2 separate regions of the Mus musculus genome follow, and region 2 is linked to region 1. The links are chromatin loops, found by intact Hi-C in ENCODE. Cell type or tissue: gastrocnemius. All regions are shown on one strand. Region 1 overlaps Nfix (nuclear factor I/X). Region 2 holds the start of Nfix (nuclear factor I/X).

Region 1 (8,000 bases):
ACTGAGGAAGTCCTTGAGAGCGCAGGGCAGCCAGAGGGCAGAGGGAGGCGGGGCTGGGGAGACAAGGGCCTTCTCAGGTCTCCCTCTCCTTCCCGATGTTCCCTACCTGTGCCCAAGCTAACATAAACACACAACCTAAAGCTGTCCAGGGGCTGGGACGTCCCTTCTGTCACCTCGAGATTCTCACGGTTTAGGAGCAGGAACCTACCCGGAATCACAGCCTTGGAGCTGTGGGTGAGTAAGGAGGGTGAAACATGTGTCTACCAACCTTCCTCTATACCCTCATCACCTCATCTCGCAGACATCAAGGACTCTGGCTTTGACCTGAGACACCTGCCAGGGGAGTAGGGGATGTTCCAGAGGGAGCAAGTTTCAGGAAGGGAAAGAGAATAAGTCATAAGACCACAGGGACATACGGTCTACTTGAGGGCTGAGGCACCGGGCGAGACAGGTGAATACTCTTGTGGGCTGGACAACAGGGACCTGGTGGGCCAGAGATAGCATGGGAAAATGACATTTTACTCTCACCATCTTCTCCCCCTGCTTCCTAGGTACCGTGTAGGAGGAGTCTGTAGGTCCCCTAAGCTGAGGGTAAACCACCAGCCTGTCTTCACTCTATAGCTCGGGGTCCTACATGAGGAGAAGGCTATCTTATTCAGCTCTTACTCGGCACCACTCATGTTGTGGAAACGGGAACCCTCATCACCCACCCTTCAGCCACCAAGCCTCCCACCACCACCTTCATATAGGGAGAAGGTGTTCCCAAACTCAGGCCTTTCTCCTAGAAAACAAGAGTGGGGTTCCCATCTCCCTCTACCCCGGGACAGTCCGGCCTTCCAGGGAGGTCCTCGCCTGCCAGGAGCGGCTGGATGTGCCCTGCCAGGCATCTGCCAACTGCCAGAGATCTAGGGAGAACTGGAGACTGAGATGGGCACTGAGCAGTGGGACAAGGGCGACAAGCTGGTAGGGGAATGGAGGGCTCAGAGATGACAGGCTGAGGCCAGCAGAGGAGAGGAAGGAGGTGAGGTCACAGACAAAGACACCCAGCCTAACAGGGGCCACCTGGGAACACATGGGTAAGCCCACATGTAGACCCAGCAACTCAAGGACCAGAAATGAACAAGCAGACCCACGGTTTGCTAGGTAGCAATACTGATCCCAGCGGGGTATCTCAGAGGTGCTTTGCCACCAAGGCAATGTTCCCATCAGAGGTGGAGGGTAGGAGGTAGTACAGAGGCCGAAAGAGAGGGGATGACTCAGAGAGTCGAGAAGAGGCAGAAGGCACCTGGTCCAGGCTCACCTTCTCTTCCCCTTGAGTCTAAACCTGCCCAGAAAGGAACCACTGGTCTAGACTGCTGGAGAACTATGTGGGTCCTCTACCAATCTGGAGACCCTGGCTTTATCCTAGCACAAAGGAGACAAAGAGAAACATCTAGGCAAAGGCAGGCAGCAATGGCATGAACACCTCAAGTAAGGTCCATGTTCCAGAGCCTCCTGGTCCAAGTGGCCTTGGCAGAGTTCACGTTGGTTGCTTGGCTGTAGGTAACAGTCAAAACCTGCCTGCTGTAGGTAACACCTGCCTGCTGAGTTCCTGGATCAGGAATGGATCAGAAACATGGACCACAGCTCCTGGCCTAAAGCCTGGCTCTGTGCAGCAGCTTCCCACACTCTCCTGATTCTTATATCCAATCGCCATTTCTCTTCATCTGCTGCTTCAGCTCACCAGTGACCCAAAGGCCCCAGGAGTGAGCAGTGGGGCCTGGCTCACTAACAGCAGCAGAGGGGTTTCTCAGCCACTAAAGGGCAGACCCAGATGCACCTGTAATATAGGTATGTCCTCCTACAGCAGTCTTTAGTTAGTAAACGGTCTGAGGCTGCTCACCACATGAGGAGGGATGGGGAAAAGACCCCAGGAGACAGGCAAAGCCAAAAGAGAAGTGGGGAGCACAGAGCTTGCCCTTGGATTCTGAGATTTCAGCTCCAATAACCTGCCCTGCACTGCCCTGCTCATTCCTGGAGTTGAGAGAGCTGAAGATACCAAAAGCAGAGACCCGTGCCCTAGGATGGCAGGCACCACCTCCTGCTGCCCATAGTCCTGCCTTCTTTACAGACAAATCCACTCCTGGCAATGTTGGCTGGTGCCATAATTTGCCAGCAGTTGTGTCTAGCATTTCCAAGGGCCTGAATCCAGGGATCATATGACAATGGGGTCCAGACAAGTACCCCCTAACCTAAGAACCTGCCCCTCCTCAAGGTGCTGGGTAGAAACTGACAGCGGGCAATGCCTTCAATACACCACAAGCCAGAGAAAGCCAGTGTTGGGGTGGGGGTGGGGGTGGGGAATGTGTGTCCTGTGAAGCTGAGCCCCACCCCACTCCCTCTATTTCCAGCATTGCCCTTTCTGGACCTTTGAGTTGCCCAGGCCAGGCCAGGCCAGGCTAGGCTGGGCTAGCCAGATACCCACCCCCATCCCCAGCTGCTCCTGAGGCTATTAATAGTGTTTCCCCTTCCCAGGGCTGGGCAGCACCCCCCCCACCTCTACCCCAGCCAAATACATTTGCCCTTGGTCTAATTACTCTCGGAGGGAAGTAGTCAGTCCCTAATGCCAGACCTGAATGAGAGGGGCAACAGAGGCTCTGAAGGTCACATAGGTGACTGCCTGGAACCGCAGGAGCTTCAAGGAAGACATAAAGTCTAGTCCAGGAGGAAAAGTGCAGTGGAGAAGAGCTAGGGAAAGAATTAGGGTCAGGCCAAGCAGTGTGGGGAAGGAGGCCTGTGCGGAAGCCAGAGGAGGCAGGGGGAGAGGAGGCAGAGAAGGAGGCAACCCGGGCAGAACGCTGCTTCAGGGAGAAATGATGCTGAAGGCGGCGTGACCTGCTTCTCAGTCCTCGTCTGTGTAAAGAAGGGCACGCAGCAGAGGGTGAGCTGGGACCCACAGGCCCGGAGCCTCCATGCCCACCCACAAGATTTCAGTGGAGGAGGAGGAGGAAGAGGAGGAGGAAGGAGAAGATCTGAGGAGAAAGAGAAGTGAGTCCTTTCAGTTCAGTGCAGAGAAGGTTCCCTAAGTTACAGCTTCTTCACCATAGGACATGGAGCCTGCGGGACAGAGATGGGGGGACAGGGCATGAGCCCCTGCACCTCTGCTACCCTAGGCGTCTCTAATCCTGTTCCCCCTGTGGCCTACTCCTGTAAAGAATGCTGGGGCTCAGTGGGGAACCTAGCAGAGCCCACCCACCTTACCTGGCCATACAGGGCAAGCTGCGTTGGAGTACCCGCCTCAGCCCCTCCAGAGCAGTGCCCTGGCTGTGGGCAGACCAACACTGGTTGGTAAAAGGAAGGCAGACACAAACACATCCCATAATCAGATGTTTCAGCAGGACTTGGTTCCCACCTACAGGCCTAGCAGCCCTGTCTTCAAACCTTCCCCGCTGGGTAACTTCCAGCTGGGTCAGCACTGGCAGACTGGCGGCCTGGGTCTCAAGGGAACCCTCCATCAGCTCCAGGAGGACAAGGCCTCTTGACTTTGCTTACTGCTTCATCTCCACCACCTCTCTAAGACTCTAAAGAGCCCTTTCTAGATCTTTCTTGCAACTGTGGCTTCTACTCTGGCTCCCCCTCCTACCCCCCAGGGGACAGAGCATCTCCTAGCTAGCACCTTCCTGTTTCCACCTTTAATCCTGTAATCCTGAGCTGAGCCTCCTATCAAAGGACTCGATGGACAGAGGAGCCCAGGGCTCCTAGAAAAGAGCAGGGCAAGAAAGTACTCTGCTCATGGCCTGCTCCTCTTCCACCCGGGAGGCCCAAAGCCTGCTAGAGCCATTTACACAAGACACGAAGGACCTGGAATCTTGACTCCAAATGTGTTTCGTGTTGTTGGCTTTTTTTTTTAAGTTTTAATAAAAGATTGTCTGTTATTATTATCTTTTTTTTTTAGACAATGTAGCCCTGGCTGTCCTGAAACTCATCCTGTAGACCAGGCTAGCCCTGAACTCAGGGATCTGCCTGCCTCTGCCTCCAGATTGTCGGGATAAAAGGCGTACACTAACCATGCCTGACTAACTCCAATTTTCTAATCAGAGCCCGAAGAGCCTCAACAAGTCTCATGTGGCACTGGGGGCTGGGAAGGACTTTGGGCCTAGACTAAGAAGGCTGAGCCTTCTTGTTATTTAGACCCCCTAGTCAGTCTCTCTGGCCTCCTAATACAGTACAGCTTAGACCTATACAGAAGATGAGATGTTAATGGAGACTTGACTTTCACTACGGACGATTTCATAGAAAGTACCACGTACATATAAGGGAAACTCGGGCTATTTACGGAATACAAACACCAATCCACCTATACATCAGGCTAGCAGGTGCCAAAGATCCTTGAGGACCCTGCGGGGGCTCAAGGAGCTTCACGTTGCGCTCCCCAACAAGGTAGCTAGGTGGCGCAGCGAGTTAACACTAGCTGCCCTCTGCCGGTCACAGTAGGGCGAGCCCGTGGGGTGCTGGCCTAGAAGTTCCGCAGACAGGGTTCCCTCTGAACACGTGCTGAGCCCAGCAGGAAGGGCAAGAACCCAGCATGACCACCAGACCTCGCATCTGTATCAGGAACGGAGCTGCCTCAGACAGCGGCTCCCATGACTGCACAAGCACATTCTCGGATGTGGTCAGGGCAGAGCTCGCCATACACCTTGAATAGGAACAGCTTGCAGTGGGGAACGGGGTGGAAGGAGGCCTCCAAAAGGGAGGCAAGGAGAAGCAGAAGGTGAGGCTGCCAGGTGTTTGGTCCGCAGGGGTCCATCCGGGCCCCAGTAAGCTGCTTCCCATTTGAGAGTTTTCTGTTGTTGACCCCAAGAGTGCCCCCAAGGTGCGCTGGACACCCTCGGTGCTAACTTGTCTTTACACTTGGTAACTCTTGGAAAGAAAAAAATCTTTCTACCACCCACATGGCAGGAGTGAAAAGATGGGGACTGAAAGCCAGAATAGGAGCGTCAGACAGGGAGAAAAATGGAGAAGTCAAGAAGAGAAAAAACAAACAAAAACAAAAACAAAACCTCGGCACAGGAAAGCGCCGCTTGTGCTTGTGAGGGCGGCAGAAACAGGCAGGCACACCCTCCCGGGCTGCAAGCGGGAGAAAGGCCCCTTTGTTCCGCCCAGAGGTTAGCCGAGGTGAGGCCAGCCCTGCAGCCCCCCTGACCCTGGGCAGTACAGATTACTTCGAAGGGTCTGGCTGGACCTGGCTGCCTCCCTCATCCATTGGTCAGTCCCCAGCCCCAGCACACAGGAGTCAAGGGAGGAAACCCCCACCCACTGGGCTTCAGAAGGGCTGGGATCCCTTCCATGGCTCCCTGGGTGCCTTCACTGCCCGCTGTTAGGAGTTTGCTTGGGGTTTCCTCTGAATGGATTCGGGGCAGTGCAGTGGCAGGACCCAGACTGTGCTGTGCTGTGGTGTGCTTGGAAATGGCGCTGGGGAGGCTGGCCTGATTGTCCTCTAGTCTCACTCCTGATGAGCCCTCCCAGGGACCAAAATTAGGCTCTGGTGAGGACTTCTCAGAGTGAGCCTTGACTCTGGGCTGAGATCAGATACCTGAGACCCTTCAGCAGAGGCTGAAGTGGGAATGCATGCCAGATGAGACAGAACTCTAAGGGACTGTCAGCTTACCACATTCTGCCCCACCTGGTTACCGTGAGGAAGGGCTTCGGGCCCCAGCCCTCCAAGCCTCCACAGGCATGCTCTGCACCTATTCGTAGGGCTACTGGCCTGGAATATCAAGAGCAAATCATTCCTATCTCTTAGGTAGTGGTCAGAGGTTTAAATTTGGCAAAGACCGAAAGACTGCTTCACCCTCTCCCGCTCCCTCCTTCAGACAGCATTTCTATGTGTAGCCCTGGCTGTCTTGGAACTTGCTCTGTACAACTCACAGAGATCCGCCTACCTCTGCCTCCTGAGTGCTGGGATTAAAGGCCTGTGCCACTGCCACCTGGCCTGTTCCACTTTCTACTCAGCAGTACTTGCAGCTCCTATGCAAATATAGGATGGGAACCAGGCGGAGAGACTGGCCCGTTAGTTCTCCCCGACAGTGCCCCAGCCTCAGTCTGGAAGCACCTTCTCAGGAGGCCCTGGTCCTCAACTTACACCAGCTGAGCATCAAGGAGTAACATGGGGAGAAAGCAAGCAACTGAGAGGGCTATTCCTGTGTATGATCTTTGGCAAGGGAAGTGGAGGGCTGGAGGGAAAAGGAGGAAGGGACAGCTTGCTCAGGGGGCCTGAGTGGCTGCCTCCTGCCTCGTGTAAGAAAGTGCAGCTCAGATACACAATGTCCTGCCAAACCCAGCCCCTTAATTCAATTAAGTGCAGGACCAACTTCCCAGATTGTTCTGTGTGCCAGTGCCTGTGAATGTCCTGATGTGTGTGAATCCTGAGATCTGTGTGTGTGTGTGTGTGTGTGTGTGTGTGTGTGTGTGTGTGTGTGTGTGTGTGTGTCCTGAACCCAGAGGGGCAAAGGGAATGAAGAAAGAACTGAAATCTTGAAAAGACACATTTCTTCTTAACCCTCATACTGTGGACCCGGAGACCAGGACACTGTCTGGGATGCAGTGCAGGGACTGTCCATGTTCTGTGGGTCAGACAGCATCCCAGGCCTCTGCTCATTTGGTGCTAAGCCTCCTGTTAGCCCCAACCAAAATGTCTGTACAATTACAAAGGTTCACAGGGGCCAGGACTGGCTCACTTAGAGCAGTAGTTGAATCCTGCAGCTTCAGGCATGCACTAATAGGGCCTCCTCTCTCACATTTGCCCCTTTGACTGCACACTCTTGGCCAGCTCCTTTTCTGAGCTACAACCCCACCTGGTCACTTGGTCCCCAAAGGCTTGAGAGTGTTCTATAAAGGACAAGGTCCTTGGCGTGTAACATGCGCTCCTATGCCTTTGTGACTTTCTCTCAGCAGGTGACCTGACTCTGAGGTCATGCCTGAGCAAGATCCAGACTGACTGAAACCTGCATTCTCCATCACTGTGACAGGCTCTACAGGAGAAGTGGAGACAGACCTTGAAAAGATGGTCTGCCAAGGCCCCAGAGGCCAGCAGAAGTGCCCCACAACCTTTTACACTCACCATCCCTATTTAAAGGAGTTCCCCAGTGTGTGTGTGTGTGTGTGTGTGTGTGTGTGTGTGTGTGTGTGTGTGTTACATGAAGCTCTCTTGACCTGGAGGAGAGGGCATGTGTCCAGCAGCCCCTCTCTTACAGCCCCCAAGAAGCCTGACTTTCTCCTTAGCCCTCCGGGAGCCCTGAGCAGCCCCTTCTGGGAGCAGAGCCAAAAAGATGGAAGCTTATAAGCTGCTAAAAGGGAAATGTGGGAGGTGGGTAGAGAAGGCCCTGGCCTCCAGGTAGTATGGACTAGGCCCTTAGGTCATGAGACTCCGCCCTTTTCTCAGGGAACAACATCTGGCTGGGAGGAAAAGCCTCTGCTTCACCCTAGCTGACACAACCTGGCCTGACTGATATCTAGCAGGGAGCAGTCTACAGGAGCAGACTAGAGCCCCCACCGCATCCTGAAACAGTGGTGTCTCAATACATATATTCTGACCCACATCCTGTGGGATACTCCTGAAAGTTTTTGGTTCATCTTCCCTCCTGAGCCTGAGTGGAAAGGGATCTAGGCGGGAAGGGCTTTATCAGGGAAAAGCCAAGGCTGGGGATGTCAGCTTGGTGGGAGCGAAAGCCTAAAGTCAGTCTCCGTTTTGCTCTAGGGCTCCACACACAGCTAATGGGAGGCTGGCAGCGGCAAATTGTTGTTTACTTTTAATTAAGTAAACAATGTCGGCTTTCCGCCTCCTCCCCTGCCATCCCAGCCAGTAATTTAGGGATGACAATGGGGTTGCTTCCTTCCTCCTGCCTTCTTCCTTGAGCACTCCTGCTAGCTCCCTTCTCCTCCACAGTTTTTGGAACTTGTGGCTACAGGGAGGGCTCCACCCAGAGGGACAGGACAACCTGAACCACCTTTGGCCCAACAGG
Region 2 (8,000 bases), 61 kb after region 1:
TCAGAGAGAGCCAAGATGCGTTTGGCAGGAGAGAGAGGGAGAGAGGGAGCGGGAGGGGGAGGAATGGAGGAGGGAGAGAGGAAAGAGCTGGAGAAAGGGGGAAGGAAAGGGGGCCTCAGTTTCCAAATCTGAACCCCCAGAGCCTCCCAGGGATACCAACTGGCTCTGGGGTATGGACCCCAAGGCAAGTCTGGCAATGGGGCGCTTAGGACTATAGGGACAGTGGCCTCAGGTCCACAGAGACAGCCGAATACCCAGCTGGTCAGGCCAGGGCAGCCACAGGCAGAAGCCAAAATCAATGTGCACTGAACAGACAGAGGGAGGTCTATGGGCGGCCCCAACACACCCCGCACCTTGCCTGCACAATGAGCTTCTGTCCAGGACAGGGAGAGGACAGCAGGGCCCACAGCAGGGCCACCCCGGCCACACAACCTCACGGGAAGGGACAAGAGGCCAGCCTGCTTCCAGCTGCTAAGCTGAGGGACCTCATGGGCGTCATGCATGATGCTTAGAGGCTAAGGAATGACTGAGAGAAGTGCCATGTGGTAAGACACAGCACTCACAGGGACAAGCCCTGGATATACAATGACATGGGGTGGTGGTGGGGGCCTGACACACACAGACATATGCTGGCATGTATGTGAGTGCAGGCTGACACATGTGTGAGCTACCGATACACACTTAGCAGTGACTGCTTTCCTTCCAGAAAAAAATAGAGGCCAATTCATTGTTACAGGAGGGACCTGCTTGTCACTGTGACACAGTCACTCCACTCTAAAGCACAGCCACAACGGTGGTGGTGACAGTGACAGCTACAGTGTTATCCAAGGCCTGGACAAGGACATGCTACAGAGGCATGAACAAATGTGGTGATGCACATCTCAGCCACACTGTCACCAAACACATAAGAGAAAAAAAACTGAGACAGTCCTTAAAGTCGAATGCATATAGCACCTATCAACAGACTCAAAAAAAAAAAAAAAAACTGGAAATGAACACCCACACGGTCATAGGGGTCCCAAGGACATGGATTTCTGTAAGACCACCCGGCATGCTGACCGAGATACAGGGATCTTGAGAACCCTGGCAGCCTATCACAGACATCCCTTCATCCTCCTGACCCCACACCAAGGACTTTGGAGGCAGGAGAGTAGGCAGCCCTCTTGTTCATCGATCCAGCTTACCAGGGATAAAGCTGTATGCCCATTGCCAAGGTGGAGAAAGTAGTTAGGGGTCTTCTATGCCTGTCTTGATTAACTGGAGGACGGGTGCTTCGAGACCCCAAATTCCAGCCCCATTCCTGGGTACAGATAATCTATGCAGTCAAAACACATGGACCCAGAGTCACCTCAGGATCTTGCCCACACTGTCAAGTGCTCACACAGTGTCCTGTGGATCCCCATCGCAATCAGTGCAGCGTTGTAAGTGGCTTGGAGCAGTGGAGACATCTCATGATGAACCAAGTCTCCATGCTTTGTCCAACTCCATCCAGATCCAGGGGTGCTTACATACTCTTTACCAAGAGACACCTAGTTCCCATTAGACTGGAAAGGCCATCTCCTCATTTCACGCCAGTCACCTTACCCTACTGTGAAATCTGTCACCCTCCGCTTAGTGGAGGCTACAGGACCCCAATAAGAGAAAAAGAGCTGAGCCTTGTCCTCCCAAGTTCTTGCTTCCTCCTCCAGGACGTACATGAGGATTGCCACAGTGGCAAAGGGCTCCAACTCTTCTTGCTTTCATGATCAACCTTCTCTATTCAAGGAGGGTCCAGATGATGACAACCACTATAACAGGGACACTTCTCAAGCACACATCATGTACTCATCATGGCAGTGAGCTGCATTACAGGGCTAAAAGATATGCATGTGCTTTACAGACCAGGAAAACCGAAGACCAGGAGGTGCAGAGCAGAAACTTAAATTCCCCCAACCCCACTCTGACTAGTCCTTGACCTCTGCCCCGACACCCTCCATCTGGCAGCCCTGGAAAGTGCATAAGACACTCATGTCTAGGCCTAGAACCCAAGCTCCTTTGGGGAATGTATTAACCCAAAAGAACCATGGCTCTGAACTCAGTCAGGCCCACCCCAGGAAATCTCCCAGGACCCCAGTGGGGTGCCAAAAGTAACCCAACTTGTGTCTGTCTCGTTTTTTATGTTAGGAATAGGAGGTGTGTGCAAAGCCAGGGCCACAGAAAGAAAAGCCAGTACCTCTAGGCGGTGGTTCACACCCATGGTCCAAGCTCTTAAGAGTGGAGACAAGGGGATCCTATCTTCAATACAGAGCTAGCCTGGGATGCATGACATCCTGTCTCCATCAAACAACCACAAAAGCAAAACTACCAAGATAGAGCATGGTGGTTCACCCCTGTAGCCCCAAGATGACCACTGTAAGCTCAAGGCCAGCCTGGGCTATACGGCAAGATATCCATATTAAGAATCAAATGAAAAAAGCAAACCGTGGATACCAGTTGGTTCAAGAACAAAAAGCAGTCCATAGTCTACGGGGACAGAAGAGTGGCCATAGTGAACCGAAAAGGCCACAGACAAAGGGCAGGTCCAGCTCACCTTCAGGTGTGTACATGACTGTACGAGATCAAAGGTTCTATGACCACCACAGGAAGATTGGCAGAGGTGCCCTCCGAGGGTGATCCTATCTGTGTACATCCATGTGTGTTGTTGTGTGTGTTCACAACTGTCTACATATTAGCATATGTGTTCGTGTGGACAGGAGTGGGAAGATATGGGTGTGCATGTAGATATTAAGAGAAAGTCTCATTCACGACTTGAAAGCCAATGATGTCATGTCTCCATGTGAGGACGTATGCCCACTGCTCTCAGCCTAGTGTGCACATGCACACCTGCTGTGGATGAGTTTGTGTCGAGGGTGCTGGGACTCTAGGAGCCACATCCGCACATGGCTGTCTTGTGATGCCTGTGAAGTGTTGTTTATGAACACAGGCACATACTTTGGCCTTGGTGGCTATGTGACAGGGAGGTTTTCATGTCTGAACTTACATGAATGAATACACCACGTATCCCATTCCAAGGGGCACATGGGTGCTGAAATGTATGACAAGAGCTATGTGTCTGGTGACGTCAAGGTGAATACGGTGTTTATGATCTCCCCTTGGCGGCGATGGCACATGTGTGGTGTGTCCGTTGTCGAGGGGCCCACGGGGTCCACCGAGTCCATCCGACTCCTGATGTCCGCCTGAGACTCAGGCCTGTGGCAGTAAAGGGCTCCAGCAGCTCCAACAATGGCCCCACCCACCGCTGGATCAGTTTCTCTTTTCTAGGAGATCCTCCCCACTACCCTTCCTCTTGCCTGCCCCACCAAGCCCCGCTGCTCCAAGCTTGCTTCTGTTCAATCATTTATTGACTTTAAAATTGACGCCAATTCTGGTTTGAAAAAAGAAAGAAAGAAAAGGGAGAGGGGGCAAGGGGTGTAGAGAGAGTCTGAGAGAGAAATGGGGGAGGCCAGAACAAAACCAGAGACAGGGACAGAGGGACACCTAGAAACACAGGACAGACATGACAAGGAACAAAGAGCAGAGATAGAGAAACACACACACACACAAAAAGGCCAGCCAGCAAAAGAGGTTGTTAGAGAAGCAAAGATGGGAGGCAAACTATGGCAGTAGAAAGAGAAGTGGCCGAGAGGCAGGGACAGCCAGACCCTGATGACCGAAGGCTGCCAAGGACCCTAAGCAAAGGGGTTTCCCTGCCCACCATGCAGGGCTGGCAGACTGGTGAGACTGTGCCCACTCCCCTCCCAGGCAGCCTGGCATGTGCAAGATGAAACTCGCACAGATTGGAGCCCGTATTCCCTTCTGGAGTGCCACAGAGCCAAACTGAGGCCATCACCCCAAATCTGGGGGCCATCCCAGTTCCTCCGGGTAGCCTTGGCACCCGGGCATTAGCTGGTTTTTTTCTCTCCAGTGGTGGGTGCTTCACCTGACCCATGGGTGAGGAGGGGGTAAGCCCAGATGTCTGGCAAGGTTGGAGTGGAGGCAGGCTAGCAGCCTGGTAGACAAGGTAGCTGCTGGGACATGGGGTCTTTGTCCCACTAGCACTCAGACACCAGCAGATCATCAATCTCCCTGAAGGGAGCCACAGCTCAGATCTAGATAGCTGACCAGGTCCTCCTGTGGGGAACCCAACACAGAGTAGTTGACAACTTGAAGGAACAGACCCACACTGCTATGGTGGTCAGATTGGCTCTTAACGCTTGCAGGACAGGCGAGCATGGGCTCCTCCGCTGACACACACTTGCACGTGATTTGTACTGGAAGACACACCATCTCCCCTGGTCATCTGTGTTTGTGCCACGCAGTCTGGCCACTGCCAGCCTACAGAAGTCACACACAGACTCTAGACACACAGACAAGTAGCCCCTGGGACTACAAGAACGTGGTGTCGCTGGAACTGCAACCCGCCTGCATATACCTTCTTGCCCTTCAAAACATCCTGGCATGCTCCTTGAATACCTGGCCATATATACACACCATGAGTATATGTTCCCACTCTAAGGTGGTGGCACTTTTAGCACTTGTCGGAAAGGGCTCTGGTTTAGCAAAGGATTGCCATTAGGGACTTGGGGTTGGCCTAGAGAGCTCCCACAGACAGGCCTGGCCAGCAGGCAAGGCTAGACAACCTCCACAAATTCCCTCTGCCTGCCGAAATCTGTCATCTGCCCTGGCCTGGTCCTGCAGATAGAGCTGTGAGGGCCCCTCTAGATCTGGGTTGGTCTGGCTGGTGCCCTCTCAGAGCTTGGAGTCACGGCTAAAAAGAGTGGGGTGGCAGATCAGGCACGCTCCAGGCCTGAGCCTCCGCTACACCATAGCGCAGGGAACTTCGCTGGAGGCGGGACGCGTTCTCGCGCTCGCGCTCCCGAAGCACGCCAAGGTCGGCGCTGCTGTGCCCGAGGCTGACCCGACGGCTGATCCCAACAGGGTCGACCTGCGGTGGCCGCCGCCGCTCCCGCCCTTCCCGCCTGCGGGTAGCGGACCGGGATTCCCCGGGGCACTTCCAGGTTCACGCAGCGGCGGTCCTGGTCTTCGAGACCGGAAAGTTTGCACGGAGGAAAGTTTGGGGCCGGGGAGCCGCGTCTGCAAACGTCCAGGATCCGCAGAGAGGCGCGGCCCGGGCTGGCAGCACGCCCGTCCCTCCCTCCCCTCCCCTGCCCCTCCGAAATTTGGGAGCCCCGCCATTTTCTCAGCCCCGCTCCCATGCGAGGCCTGAACAAAGACTTTGGGGAGACGCCCGGGCCGCTCGGGCCGCCCGGGGCACCCCAGCCGCACGCAGAGCCGCTGCCCACACGCCCGCCACTGCCACCCCGGGGCGGCCGCGCCGCGCCGCGCGCACGGAACGCCGCCCGCCCGTGCTCCCCCGCGCCCCGGGGCCACTCTGCCTCCTGCCGCCGTGTCACCCTGCCCGCCCGCGCCTGCCACCACGCCGCGTCGCCGCGCAGCAGCAGGGGTCCGCTGTCCGCCGCACCCCGCCGCGCGCGTTCGCCCCTCGCCCCCTCTCCACGCACTCCTGCCGCGCGCCCCGGGGCAGCGCCCCCGCGCCCCGCCCGCTGCCCGCGCGCCTGCGGGACCCCGGCCCGGCCCTCCCGGGGCGCGGGGGCGGCGGCCGGTACCTGGGTGAGGCAGTACGGGGAGTACATCGCTGGGCGCCCGGGCGCGAGCGCGGAGGCCGGCCGCGGCGAGGGCAGGCCCGGCAGGCGGCGTCGCGCTGGCTGGCGCTCGGGCTCCGGCTCCGCTGCTCCGGCCTCTGCCGCGCGGCGCCCGCCCGGCCCGCGGCCCCGCTCGGCCCGCCGCCGCTCCGCGCTCACAGGCTCGGCCCCGCGGGCTCCGGGCCGCCGCCGCGCTCGCCGCTGCCTCTCGCGTCCGCCGCCGCCGCCGCCGCCGCCGCGCGTCTACTCCATGCCGCCGCCGCTCGGCCGCTCGCCCTCGCCCGCCACCGCCGCCGCCGCCGCCGCCGCCGCGCTGTGAAAGTGAAAGTTTAGACAAAGTTTGGAAGCGGCGCACTCCGGGGAGAGGGAGCGGGCGGGCGGCGCGGGCGGGAGGAGGGGCGCGGGGAGGGGCGGGCGGGGCGGGTGAGCGCGGCCGGCGCGCACACACATGCACACACGCACACACGCACACACACATACACGCGGGGACGCACACCGACGCGGCCGCCCCGACACGTGCTGGCCGGCGTTCGGGCGCCGACACACGCTGACACGCAGCAGGGCTTGGACGGGCACAAATGTCACGAAGGAACGCAGGGCCTATTCCTCATGGAGTCGCAGCAGACGGCGGTGCACACCGGGCACAGACACGAGCAAGAGCCACACACCACCTACTGTCACATGTCGTCCCAATGCAGACAGATGCGGAGAGCCACACTAACATACATGCACGTGCCACACATGTTCCTGCAGAATATTGACACACACGATCACACAACCATATATACCTTGTCACACTCTGGATACACAATGACACACCAACACACAGCCACGCCAAAATATCTTGGAAGACAGCTATGGCAACCCAGACATGGTGACACTGACACATGGGAGCCCCCATACAAAGGACACAAAGTATCACTGTACATACACACACACACACACACACACACACACACACGTTATACATTGAGTTGGCCAGATATACCCCAGACCTAGGGCACACTGATCTACAATCCTGATAGCAAAACAGCTGGCAGGTTCTGTAAAAACTCTCTCAAGTATAACACGCATGCATGCGCGCGCACACACACACACACACCACCCTTACCCTTCATATGTCTCCCATAGCTTTGCACATGTCCTGGGACTTAGGAACATTATTTGTATTGTGGTGATGCTCCAGCCCATTGCAGGCCCAGGATTCCCCATTTCCACTGCAGATGGGAATGAGGTGGGGTGGGTTGGCATATGGCATCTGTCTGCAATCCCTGCACTCAGAAGCTCCAAGAGAAAAATTATAACTGAGCTGTAGACCAGCCTGAGCTACATAGTTTGAGGCTGGCTTGACCTGTGTACTGAGACCCTGTTTCAAAACACACACACACACACACACACACACACACACTCTCTCTCTCTCTCTCTCTCTCACTCTCTCTCTCTCTCTCTCTCTCTCTCTCTCTCTCTCTCTCTCTCTCTCTCTCTCTCTCTCGCAACAGAGAGAGAAAGGAAAAGTCTTCACAGAGAGGGAGGGAAGAAAGAAGCTGGGAAGGGGGTACTGGAAACTCTGAAGTAGGACATAGAGAACTGTTGGGTGACTCTAGGTTGATGGGAAGACTGTGCCCCAGTCCCCAGGCAGATCCCACCAAGGTAGAGCTCCCTCCTATTGCTAGGTGCAGCCAGCACCTTGTCAGTCCCCACCCCCACCCCCCAGCCAAGAAGCTGTGGCAATTCTCAGCAATGCATTGTCTGGCAGGGTGGTATAGGAGCCCAGGTGTGCGTGAGTGAGTATGTAGGGGCTAGGAGGTACAAGGATGTGTATGCATAAATGTCCCTGAATGCTATGCCCCTCGTCCCAAACCTCTGAGATGGGGGGCAGGCGATGCGCCTGGGGTGTCTGGTGTGGGTATGAGCAAGGCCAGTTTTGTGTGTGTGTGTGTGTGTGTGTGTGTGTGTGTGTGTGTGTGTGTGTGTGTGTGTTCAGTATATTCTGAGTAGTGGCGTGGGTGTGGCTGTACTCATGGAGGTATCTATGAGTCAGCAAAGGTGCTTCCACCTCCCTCTGCAAAGCACGGGGAACATAGCTATCAGGACAGGGAATACTGGTCACTGATGGAAATGTGAGTGTGAATGACAGGAGATGAGGCCATAGGACACTGAGTGCATCAGCACTGACCCAACACGGTCAGTGCAGCCACATTGGAGATCTGTAACATGTTTTCCCCATATGTGTGTGTGTGTGTGTGTGAGAGAGAGAGAGAGAGAGAGAGAGAGAGAGAGAGAGAGAGAGAGAGAGAGAGAGAGAGAGAGACCCAGCAG

What was found. A loop is a pair of places that touch in the nucleus more often than their neighbours do. Peaks named below come from ENCODE experiments on the same cell type or tissue, not always from the same donor. Only the 100,000 strongest peaks of a DNase experiment are listed, where the experiment ranks them.
Region 2: a loop joins it to region 1, with 2.9 times the contacts of the local background. A loop is called at or near these places in 13 of 42 quality-filtered maps.

What each region holds. Positions count from the first base shown.
Region 1 is chr8:84,733,285-84,741,284 of GRCm38, forward strand. All of the region lies in intron 2 of Nfix (nuclear factor I/X), which reads right to left. Among named protein-coding and RNA genes, the nearest start is that of G430095P16Rik, 14 kb to the left of the region's middle. In gastrocnemius, a CTCF peak has its summit at 4,436 (motif pointing left); DNase peaks (open chromatin) are centred at 876, 2,473 and 4,461; H3K4me3 peaks cover 4,783 bases; H3K27ac peaks cover 7,885 bases.
Region 2 is chr8:84,794,353-84,802,352 of GRCm38, forward strand. It overlaps Nfix (nuclear factor I/X), which reads right to left and starts at 6,016. Exons shown (of 11, transcript NM_001371053.1): 1 at 5,646-6,016. The coding sequence starts at 5,672. In gastrocnemius, a CTCF peak has its summit at 4,872; DNase peaks (open chromatin) are centred at 344, 3,255, 3,775, 4,280 and 3 more places; H3K4me3 peaks cover 5,541 bases; H3K27ac peaks cover 6,872 bases.